2 separate regions of the Homo sapiens genome follow, and region 2 is linked to region 1. A link is an interaction called in ENCODE POLR2A ChIA-PET data of the cell type or tissue named here. Cell type or tissue: PC-9. All regions are shown on one strand. Each heading gives the region's core, and the rest is flanking DNA. Links, peaks and the distances in the headings are about the cores only.

Region 1 (5,388 bases), core at 77-5,076:
TCAATCTGATTGTTGCTTCTCATGGGTAGTGTTTCTAGGGGAAGAAACAAACCAGAAATGGGATATGGTGAAATAAATGTAAGCTTAATAGCTCAGAGAACATTACAAATAAGGGGATAGTAAGATACTGGCAAAGCATAAGGTGGTGGTCTCTTTTTGGAAAGAAGAAATTTTCTTTTTCAACTTGACTTGATTTTTTTTTTTGAAATTACACTACATTTAATTTGTGTATGTCTCGGTACCAGCAGACAACATAGTTTCTCATGAACTTGAAATAGGTAATTTATTACAAAAACAAAGCTAATTTTGATAAAAGTAATTAGTTGAGAGTCCAATATGATTTAAACCTAAGTTTTAAAAAGTCACCTCAAAAGGCTATAGGTTAGTTCTATCACCTGGTAATGCAAGATATGTAAGATCATGGGGTAAATACTGTAGAGGTAACTTTAATGCCCAAGAAGGAGGATTTGGGTATAGCAGCAGTAAATATCTTGTGAAGTGTAAATATAATCAAGAGGAAGCAGTCCTTTTAATTTCATTCTTTCTAAGATCTCTTAGTAAGTGTATATTCTATATATGTATATTGATTGTTGTCTCTTAATTTTTTAATGTTTTCTCCTTTTTTATTAATAGACTTAGAGCATTTTTAGGTTTACACAAAAATTGAGCTCATTCTCCCACCTCTACCCCCAGCAGTTTCCCTCATGATTAGTATTGTGTGCTGTGTTACAGTTGGTAAACCAATATGGATACATTATTTTTAACTACAGTCCATAGTTTACATTAGGGCTCAGTATCTACCATTATAGTATCATATAAAATGGTTTCACTGGCCTAAAAAATCCCCTTTGCTCCTAATCATCCCTTTCCTTCTTCCAGTTCAGCTCTTCTGCTTCCCTAAAAATCTACTACCACTCAACCCAGGAACTATTTAAGTTTATATTTTTATATCTCCCCGTGTGTATGCATGTGTGTGGTATATATATATCATGCATAATGAACGTTCTATCAAGTGGTTAAATAAAACTGTCACCATATGTTTTACAGAACTGTCATACAGTTGGGTGGCTACTAAACTCTACCTTCTTTCCCATTTTTAACTTGCATTTTTTTTGTTTCCTGAGACAGAGTCTTGCTCTGTCACCCAGGCTGGAGTGCAGTGGTTCAATCTCAGCTTACTACAACCTCTACCTCCCGGATACAAGCGAGGTGCCTCAGCCACCCGAGTAGCTGGGATTACAGGGGTGTGCCACCACACCCAGCTAATTTTTGTATTTTTAGTAGAGATGGGGTTTCACCACGTTGGACAGGCTGGTCTCGAACTTCCACCTCCCAGAGTACTGGGATTACAGGCATGAGCCACCGTGCTTGGCCCCCACCTTTAGCTTTCTTACTTGGATTTTTTTCTAGTCAAATATAAAAGAAAATAACTTTTCTAACTGCTAACTAGAATTTTTTGGATTTGATATGTGTACTACTTTTTAAAATGCTATGGAAAAGTAGAATTCCAAATGTATAATTATTAAACTTAATTGTTCTTATGGGTAATCACTGAATAGACTGTAGAAAATAGATTGAAAAGCTTAGCTTGTGCTTTAGACATAATTTAAAAGCACAAGTATCTATAGTTATCGCTTAAAGCAGTTGAATAAAGCTACTTTTCTCCTTCTCTGACTTACATTTCATTTTTACTAGTGAACAGCTCTGCGCTTTTTGTTACTGTGGGGAAAAAAGTTCCTTAGGACAAGGAGACTTAAAACAATTCAGAATAACGCCTGGATTTATCTTGCCATGGAGAAACCAACCTTCTAACAAGAAGGACATTGATGACAACAGCAATGGAACCTATGAGAAAATGCAAAACTCAGCACCACGAAAACAAAGAGGACAGAGAAAGTAAGCAGTTTCGACTTTAAATGTTGGAATAGATTAAGACTGCATATAATTTATTTCCATTATAATGTTTATAAATTTTCAAATGGGATTGTTCTTGTTGAACAGTTTCTCCTGTTCTCCACATTTATGGGATACTCTGACTCACCATTAACCCAATTAATCCAACAAACTATCCTTTTCACAAATTTTTCTTGTTATTTTTTAAAAAGTTTATATTAATTGTATATGAAAGCGGTGTGATCACAAAACTAAACTTTTGGAAGAAAACTTCAAAGAACATAACACAAGCTGAGAGGGAGGGAGTTCATGGAATTTATAAATGGAAATAATGTAATAATAAAACAGATCAATAAAGTCCTTCTTTTGTTTCTCTAAATAAGCTTTTAATTTTAAGAATATAACATAATACAATAGCAAATCCAGAATTGGTTTTCACTACTCATGTCTTTTGTGTCATTCATTCATCAATCCATTCAGTCATTTATTTAATTTATATATAAGTTTGTGTGCTTCAGAAAATGTTGCACTGTCCTATACATTCTTCCCTCCCTCCCTCCCCTGCCTTCCCTCCCAGAAGATGCTTTTTTCTTTTTTAAGGAATTTTTTTTTTGTAATGATGTGTGTATGTCTGTATTCACGGGCACATTGTAATTACCTAAAGGTCTTGTCTGATATAGTTTAAAATATTTTGTACAGTTGTGTTTAAAGACCATATTAATATGGAGACTTGGCTGTGCTGGTTAAGGGAGTAGAAGTTTCTGTAGTTGATGAGAATGTGTAAAAATTAATTTAGCTTGCAAAGCTAACACTGCCTCTTGAGGGTTATGATGTAATCACTCAAGTGCTTATCTGGCTTATATCCAAATTTAAGTACTAAATCATTGTTGTGTTGTACTTATTTGATTGGCTCATTGTTTTGAACTGCTGCCAATGCCTTGAAGACCTGAAGTAGGAAATGAAACAATAAAAAGAGGGAGAATCTTTTAAAAGAATTTAAGGTGGAACAGTTTAAGGAAACTTAGAAGTACTATATTTGGAGAGTTGTGATGTTTTGGAGGCTATAGCTTTTTCTTTAGTTGTCAGTTGAGTACACACATCTTAATAAAATAATCAAAAGGCCAGCAAACTTAAAATGTCTATTAGCAAATTTAATGGAGTGAATCAGGCTGTATCTTATATCCTCATGTTCTGCCTTAAATAATGGCAATTATATAAAATCCTCTCCTGAGAAATGGAATTGGTTTCATTTCCTTGTTTTAAAAGTGAAATTAATTTTTAGTGAAAATTCTTATGAGCTCAGATAATTATATAAAAATAGCCTTTGTTAAACGAAAGTCTTTATATATACTTAGTGCTTACCAACTTAATAAGTAATGATAATATGGCAGTTAATGAAGTACACTTAAAAATTTGGCATCATTGAAGGGTAGGCAATTAATTTAGCTTGGTAATGATTTCAAATATTTACAAAATGTATGTTGCTAATGAAGTTTAAATAGCTAGTTAATTTAAAAAACAATTTTACAAAGGTTTTGAAAATGTCTTTGCTCATTTTCACTAAATAAAAAAATCAAGAATTTTTTTCCTTTTTTTGTTTTATAACTAAGAATTTTGTGGGTATGCATTTCAGCTGATTCCTCTTGATATCTCTTTCTAAGCTGGGCTGCTGTCATCCTTAGTGTTGACATTGATATCTTACTGATATGGTATATACATACAAACCAGTCTCAAAACTTGAAGGTTGAATTTGATTAAGCTGCTGGTTAGGACCTGATTAGTAATAAATTAGTCATTCTCTTGGTTTTTTTACACCCCTTTCCCTCATCAAATACTAGTGCAAAACAGTATGCTAAAACAACATTTAGTAGTTATAGATGAACTGTTGGTCTTTTTTTTTTCTCCCAATAAAATAACAATGATTTGTAATGGAGCATATATTTGTAGGAATAGAGATTATACTTATAGGAAAGAATTTGTTCTCATTTTACTGTGGGCATTTATTAAAATGAGAATTTAAAGTTAGCATAGCATGCTATACCTTTTAAAAAAAGTCTATGCATTTCTAATGCTGAACATAAAAACATTACTGGTTATTTTTATATGGTTTGATATTTAAATGTACTTATTGAAATATGTTAATACTTTTTTTCTTTCAATGATTCCAGGTATAAAAATGTTTAGTACCCTGGTCATTGTGCTGATTTTCTCTTAATAGGAATCATGATAAATATCCAGCATACAGAAGTGCAGTGAGTTATGATCTATATTCAATAGTGATTTAATCCAGAATTATGATCAGGTTAAATACTATGATATTAGGAGAAGATTTAAGTTTTAGTGGTAGTCATCTGATTTCCCATATTTAATAATTAAGTACAATAGCCATTTTTATTTATTTAATGGTCTTAAATAATACCTAAAGTGTTAGACCTTGAAAGCCTGAAATCTCCCATATGTTGTTTACTTTATTCAATGTTCTTTTTTTAGACTATAGTTTTTGCTGTTATACTATCTTCCTTATTCTACATGCCTTTGGTAGCTATTTTGCTTTTGCTTTTTACTTCCAATTTGTGACATACAGTCTTGATTGAGAGTACTTGCAACGTCATGCCACAGACCAGCTGTTGAGATTTGTTGACGGGACCATAAGAAAGCTACAGCTGATACATTCCATTCCTCCTGCCTCTGTTTTCACACTCTGTAGTGGGTTTTCATTTTCCCTGGAAAATATCCTTTCTTTACACAGTTAACTGCCACCTCTGTTGTGGCAGTCCTCAGTCAAGATACAGCAGACTAAACATTTCTGATTTGATCAAGTTTTGTTTTGTAAGCGTTTAAGTAAAGCCAAAGGAAATACTCAGTTTATGTGTTAAATACAATTCCTGACTAGGATATGAGAGTTGGTTTTAAAAACATTATATTATGGAATGGAAAAACAAATTTACAATTTAATACTTCCCTGTGGGTTTGGAGACTCTTTTTCTTACTTGTTACTTATACGATATAATATGGCAACCCAGTTTAATATTATACCATGGATAATACTAACAGATGAATTCTAAAAGTTGTTTTATGACAGTTAATGGCTGATAAATTAAAATTGATTTGGCAGTACATTGCATTTAAACAGTTAAAAATGAAACAATTTTCTGCTTGTTTTCACTTTCACAGTTATTTTATTTTATTTTCAGAGAACGATCTCCTCAGCAGAATATAGTATCTTGTGTAAGTGTAAGCACCCAGACAGCTTCAGATGATCAAGCTGGTAAACTGTGGGATGAACTCAGTCTGGTTGGGCTTCCAGATGCCATTGATATCCAAGCCTTATTTGATTCTACAGGTATGGGCATGTTTTCAATAATGACTGCCTCTTAATTCTGGAAGCATTTTAATTTTAATACATTATTAATGTCCTCAATAATAAATACCTTTCATCTAGAAATAATTATAATCATACTATAAAAAAATCATTATTAAATATGCCTGGTTAGG
Region 2 (5,388 bases), core at 123-5,122, 340 kb before region 1:
AAGGAGGAACAAGTCCCATCCTACGTGGATGGCAGCAAGCAAAGAGAGCTTGTACAGGAAAATTCTCCCTTATAATAAGCATCAGATCCCATGAGACTTACTCACTATCACGAGAACAGCACAGGAAAGACCCGCCCCCATGATTCAATTACCCCCACTGGGTCCCTCCCACAATACGTGGGATTTCAAATGAGATTTGGGTGGGGACACAGCCTAACCATATCACCTGCAGAACTGAGGCCCTCACCACGCTAAGTGTGAGCACCCTGTGGTCTCTGGGCAGCAGGCTCCACACCTGGCAGTTTGCTCCTCTTGCTTTGCCTCCTATGTTGGTCCCTGTGTCAACCCTGGTCTAGGACTTTCTTACCTGCTGAACTCTGCCACCAAAGCCACACACTCCACCTGTCATTCCCTACCAGACCCGCTTCCATTTAAAATGCCAGTTTCACAATTGGCTTTTAGGCCCTTAACCCTCACAAACCAAGACTTATATTTTTATTCTTTAGATGTCTCTCAAGAGGATCTTGAGAAGAAGGTAACTGATGAAGCACATTCAGAAGATCCTGGGTTTTGTGCTGGGGACAGAATACTCAAGTCCCAACCTTAGAGAAGCTAGCAGGAAATGTAATCAAGTAAATAGTGATTATATAGTGTGATCTGTGTGATGATGGGAGATGATAGAGTTTGCTTTCCCTACCTCAGTGTTATTAGGAGCAAACAGGATATGTCTGAAGCAGCCTCTTTAAGGCATGCAGTACTCTAGAAAGGTGAGTAGCTGTGGGTCGGCCTCTCTGGCTGCCTCTATGGGAGCAGGAGAGGGAGGATTTGCTGTGGTCTGCTTCTTGGTTTCCCCGTCTGCGCTTCTGCATGGTCCCTTGTTCTCTATCACATAGGGCAGTAAAAGATGCTTGGCAGGAGTGGCGGGTTCAGCATAGCTCCTCAGTAACATAGTAAGAGAGGGCACACTGAACATCTGGGTGGAATACAGGTTTAGTTGCTATGTTAACTTTTAATTAGATGGACAATTGTTAATATGAAAATAGTTTTACTCCTTGAGCCTAGAATCTTTTTTTTTTTCTTTTCTTTTCTTTTTAGAGACAGGGTCTCCCTCTGTTGTCTGGGCTAGAGTGCAGTGGCATGATCATGGCTCACCGTAGCCTCAACCTCACAGGCTCCCACTTCACCCTGAGTAGCTGAGACTGGGACTGTAGGCACATGCTACCACGCCCGGCTATTTCTTTTTTTTAATTTTTTGTAAAGGCAGGGTCTCCCTATGTTGCCCAGGCTCGTCATGAACTCCTGGGCTCAAGTGATCCTCCCACTTCAGCTTCCAAAGTGCTGGATTACAGATGTGAGCCACTATGCCCAGCCATGTGTAGAATTCTTAAATACAAAAGAGAAGTCTATGAGAACTGATAACATACTATGCTATAAGAAAGCTGAAGCCAGGCATGGTGGCTCATGCCTGTAATCCCAGCACTTTGGGAGGCTGAGGCAGGCAGACCACTTGAGCCCAGGAGTTCAAGACCAGCCTGGGCAACATGGTGGAACCCAGTCTTTACAAGAAATACAAAAATTAGCCAGGCATGATGACACATGCCTGTAGTCCCAACTACTTGAGAGGCTGAGGTGGAATCATTTTTTAAATTTCTTCTTAAGGTAAATTTAGAATTGCAAGTTGTATGTAAGATTATGGTGGAAATTTGGTGCAGTCTTGGCTCACTGCAGCCTCTACCTCCTGGGTTCAACTGATTCTCCAACCTCAGCTTCCCAATTAGCTGGGACTACTGATGCACACCACCATGGGTGGCTTTTTTTTTTTTTTTTTAATTGTAGAGTTGGGGTCTCACTATATTGACCAGGCTGATATTGAACTCTTGGGCTCAAGTGATCCTCCTGCCTTGACCTCCCAAAGTGCTGGGAGTTACAGGCATGAGCTACTGTACCCAGCCTAGATTTCTTATACATTATTTGTGAATACTCCAATATACAACGGTTTGTTGATAATAATAAGAAAGGCCAGGTGCGGTGGTTCACACCTGTAATCCCAGCACTTTGGGAGGCCGAGGTGGGTAGATCACCTGAGGTCAGGAGTTCGAGACCAGCCTGGCCAACATGGCAAAACCCCATCTCTACCAAAAATACAAAAATTAGCTGGGCGCGGTAGCGCACGCCTGTAATCCCAGCTACTCGGGAGGCTGAGGCAGGAGAATTGCTTGAACCCAGGAGGCGAAAGTTGCAGTAAGCCAAGATTGAACCACTGCACTCCAGCCTAGGCAACAGAACAAGACTCCATCTCAAAAAAAAATTAAAATTAAATAATAAGAAATAAAGTAATTGCATTTTTTTGTGTTTTTGTTTTTGTTTTTTGAGACGGAGTTTCGCTCTTGTCGCCCAGGCTGGAGTCCAATGGCGTGATCTCAGCTCACTGCAACCTCTGTCTCCCAGGTTCAAGTGATTCTCCTGCCTCAGCCTCTCAAGTAGCTGGGATTACAGGTGCCCACCACCATGCCCAGCTAATTTTTTGTATTTTTAGTAGGGTTTCAGTATGTTGGCCAGGCTGGTCTTGAATTCCTGACCTCAGGTGATCCTCCCGCCTCTGCCTCCCAAAGTGCTGGGATTACAGGCGTGAGCCACTGCGCCCAGCCCTTGAATCCGTATTTAGACCATCATTTGGTTGGGGCTAATAATTGGCATTTTAACATAGTGTTTCCAATCAGGTAGTTCAGCCGTAAATTAATAATGACAAGCAAGAGTTGAATGCCACTGTGAGTGCATTTTGAAAAGCTCTGGAAGCAAGGCAACTTCCCCAGTGTTGTTTGATTTAACTTGTGCTGTCCTTAGTTATTCGAGCCTAGATAGAAGGAGAGTTGGAGTCTTTAACGTTCAGAGTAGTTGACTTTGATTTTTAATGCTAGGAAAATAATTTCTAATGCAGCTGGACATGGTTTCCAGAGATAATTCAAATAGCAAAGAATAACTGAAGGCAGTTTGGGAACGTGTAAGGTTGTTTTCAGTTGAAGGATGCTGTTGGCATTTAGGGTCTGAGAGCCATGGGCTCTTGCCTCAATAATGTGTGAAACCACAAAATCCAGAATTGTTCCCCCCATAACATCAATAACACTGAGAAACCTAATTAGGGAGTGCCTTCACCTGCGTGTCATAGAAGTCCAACTTAGTGGCTTGCCCAGGTGGAGGCTTGTTTTCCTCACATCCTGAGTGGCACAGAGGCAGGCTGTGCGTGGCTGGTGGGGGCTCCGTGTGCCCAGAGTCCTGGGTACCTTCTGTCTTCCACGCCACCATCCTAAGGGTGGGTTTCATCCTCACTGCTTCCAGATGGCTGCTCCACCCCCACAGGAGGGTGCGGCAGGGCAGAAGGGGTCCCTGGATAGGAAAGAATCATCAACAGAGAGCAGCCTGCATCTCACTGGCGACAGCTGTGTTACCTGGTAACCTTGCTTTTCAAAGGAGACTATGAAAAATAGTTTTAAAGTGGACACATTTCCCTCCCCATCAAATTGGGTTTTATACTTTAGGAAGAAGGGAAGAATGGATATAGTGTAATCAACTACCAGAAAGGGTGTGTACTGTAGTCATCAGATTTTGGAAAGGCCCTAGATCTGTGGCTCTTTATTTTTGAATCTTACAAATTGAAGTGGGAGTGCATGTGAGCCTGGCCGGAGGAGAGTCCCCTAGCCTCTTCCAACCTTCCCACCAGGCTCTAATTTCCTTATTTATTGTATTTGCTTGTACAGCTCCATTTTGGCAAAAGTGAATTTAGATTTTCTTTCACATTCCAGTAAGTGTCTTTTTAAACTTTTTTGCAGACTTTGCATTTTGTAACCTACCCTTGAGCTACTGCATTTTGACTGAGATTTTTAAATTTTACACAGGTGATATTCTTGAATTTCATGGCCCAGAAGGAACAGGAAAAACAGAAATGCTTTATCACCTAACAGCACGATGTATACTTCCCAAATCAGAAGGTGGCCTGGAAGTAGAAGTCTTATTTATTGATACAGATTACCACTTTGATATGCTCCGGCTAGTTACAATTCTTGAGCACAGACTATCCCAAAGCTCTGAAGAAATAATCAAATACTGCCTGGGAAGATTTTTTTTGGTGTACTGCAGTAGTAGCACCCACTTACTTCTTACACTTTACTCACTAGAAAGTATGTTTTGTAGTCACCCATCTCTCTGCCTTTTGATTTTGGATAGCCTGTCAGCTTTTTACTGGATAGACCGCGTCAATGGAGGAGAAAGTGTGAACTTACAGGAGTCTACTCTGAGGAAATGTTCTCAGTGCTTAGAGAAGCTTGTAAATGACTATCGCCTGGTTCTTTTTGCAACGACACAAACTATAATGCAGAAAGCCTCGAGCTCATCAGAAGAACCTTCTCATGCCTCTCGACGACTGTGTGATGTGGACATAGACTACAGACCTTATCTCTGTAAGGCATGGCAGCAACTGGTGAAGCACAGGATGTTTTTCTCCAAACAAGATGATTCTCAAAGCAGCAACCAATTTTCATTAGTTTCACGTTGTTTAAAAAGTAACAGTTTAAAAAAACATTTTTTTATTATTGGAGAAAGTGGGGTTGAATTTTGTTGATATACATCATAAAATAGTCTTTTGCAGGGTACTACGCAAGCCTTAAAATTTTTCTTAAGACAGAGTCTTGCTCTGTCTCCCAGGCTGGAGTGCAGTGGCACAATCATGGCTCACTGCAGCCTTGAACTCCTGGCCTCAAGGGATCCTCCTATGTGTGCCTCCTAGAGTGCAGGGATTACAGGCGTGAGCCACTGCTCGTGGCCAAAAGTTTTCTTTTTTTTTTTTTTTCTTTTTGAAACAGTCTTACTCTGTCTCCCAGGCTGCTGGAGTGCAGTGGCACAATCTCGGCCCGCTGCAGCCTCTGCCTCTTGGGTTCAAGTGATTCTTCCACCTCAGCCTCCCAGGTAGCTGGGATTACAGGCACCCACCACCACGCCTGGCTAATTTTTGTATTTTTAATAGAGACGGGGTTTCACCATGTTGGCCAGGCTGGTCTCGAACTCCTGACCTCAAGTGATCCACCCACCTCGGCCTCCCAAAGTGCTAGGATTACAGGCCCGTGCCCAGCCCTAAAGTTTTAAACTCTAGGGGAATTAACAGTATTTCTTTACAGAATGGATTTGTTAAACTAGCACAGTAAAAGTAAAGACTATTCTGTTTCTAGGCTGTTGAATCAAAGTGATTTTAGCAATTAAACTTTGTATTAATTTACCACCAATATTTCTTCACAAAGGAACTTTTAAAAGATTATCTCAGAAAGTAAATCTGAGAGGTAAGAAGTAATAATGAGTAAATGGTAAGTACTTGAGTAAATCTAAAGAAATATTGATAGT

The links. ChIA-PET counts read pairs that join two places held together with the same protein. Peaks named below come from ENCODE experiments on the same cell type or tissue, not always from the same donor. Only the 100,000 strongest peaks of a DNase experiment are listed, where the experiment ranks them.
Region 2: POLR2A ChIA-PET joins it to region 1 with 11 read pairs; 2 of 35 experiments call an interaction of 5 or more read pairs at or near these places.

Annotation. Positions count from the first base shown.
Region 1 is chr7:152,311,646-152,317,033 of GRCh38, reverse strand. It overlaps KMT2C (lysine methyltransferase 2C), which reads left to right. Exons shown (of 59, transcript NM_170606.3): 4 at 1,696-1,896; 5 at 5,088-5,236. Among named protein-coding and RNA genes, the nearest start is that of KMT2C, 120 kb to the left of the region's middle. In PC-9, for the core only: no CTCF peak of the experiment used is centred there; a DNase peak (open chromatin) is centred at 2,783; H3K27ac peaks cover 2,576 bases.
Region 2 is chr7:152,647,869-152,653,256 of GRCh38, reverse strand. It overlaps XRCC2 (X-ray repair cross complementing 2), which reads left to right. Exons shown (of 3, transcript NM_005431.2): 3 at 3,894-5,388. The coding sequence ends at 4,615. Among named protein-coding and RNA genes, the nearest start is that of XRCC2, 26 kb to the left of the region's middle. In PC-9, for the core only: no CTCF peak of the experiment used is centred there; no DNase peak of the experiment used is centred there.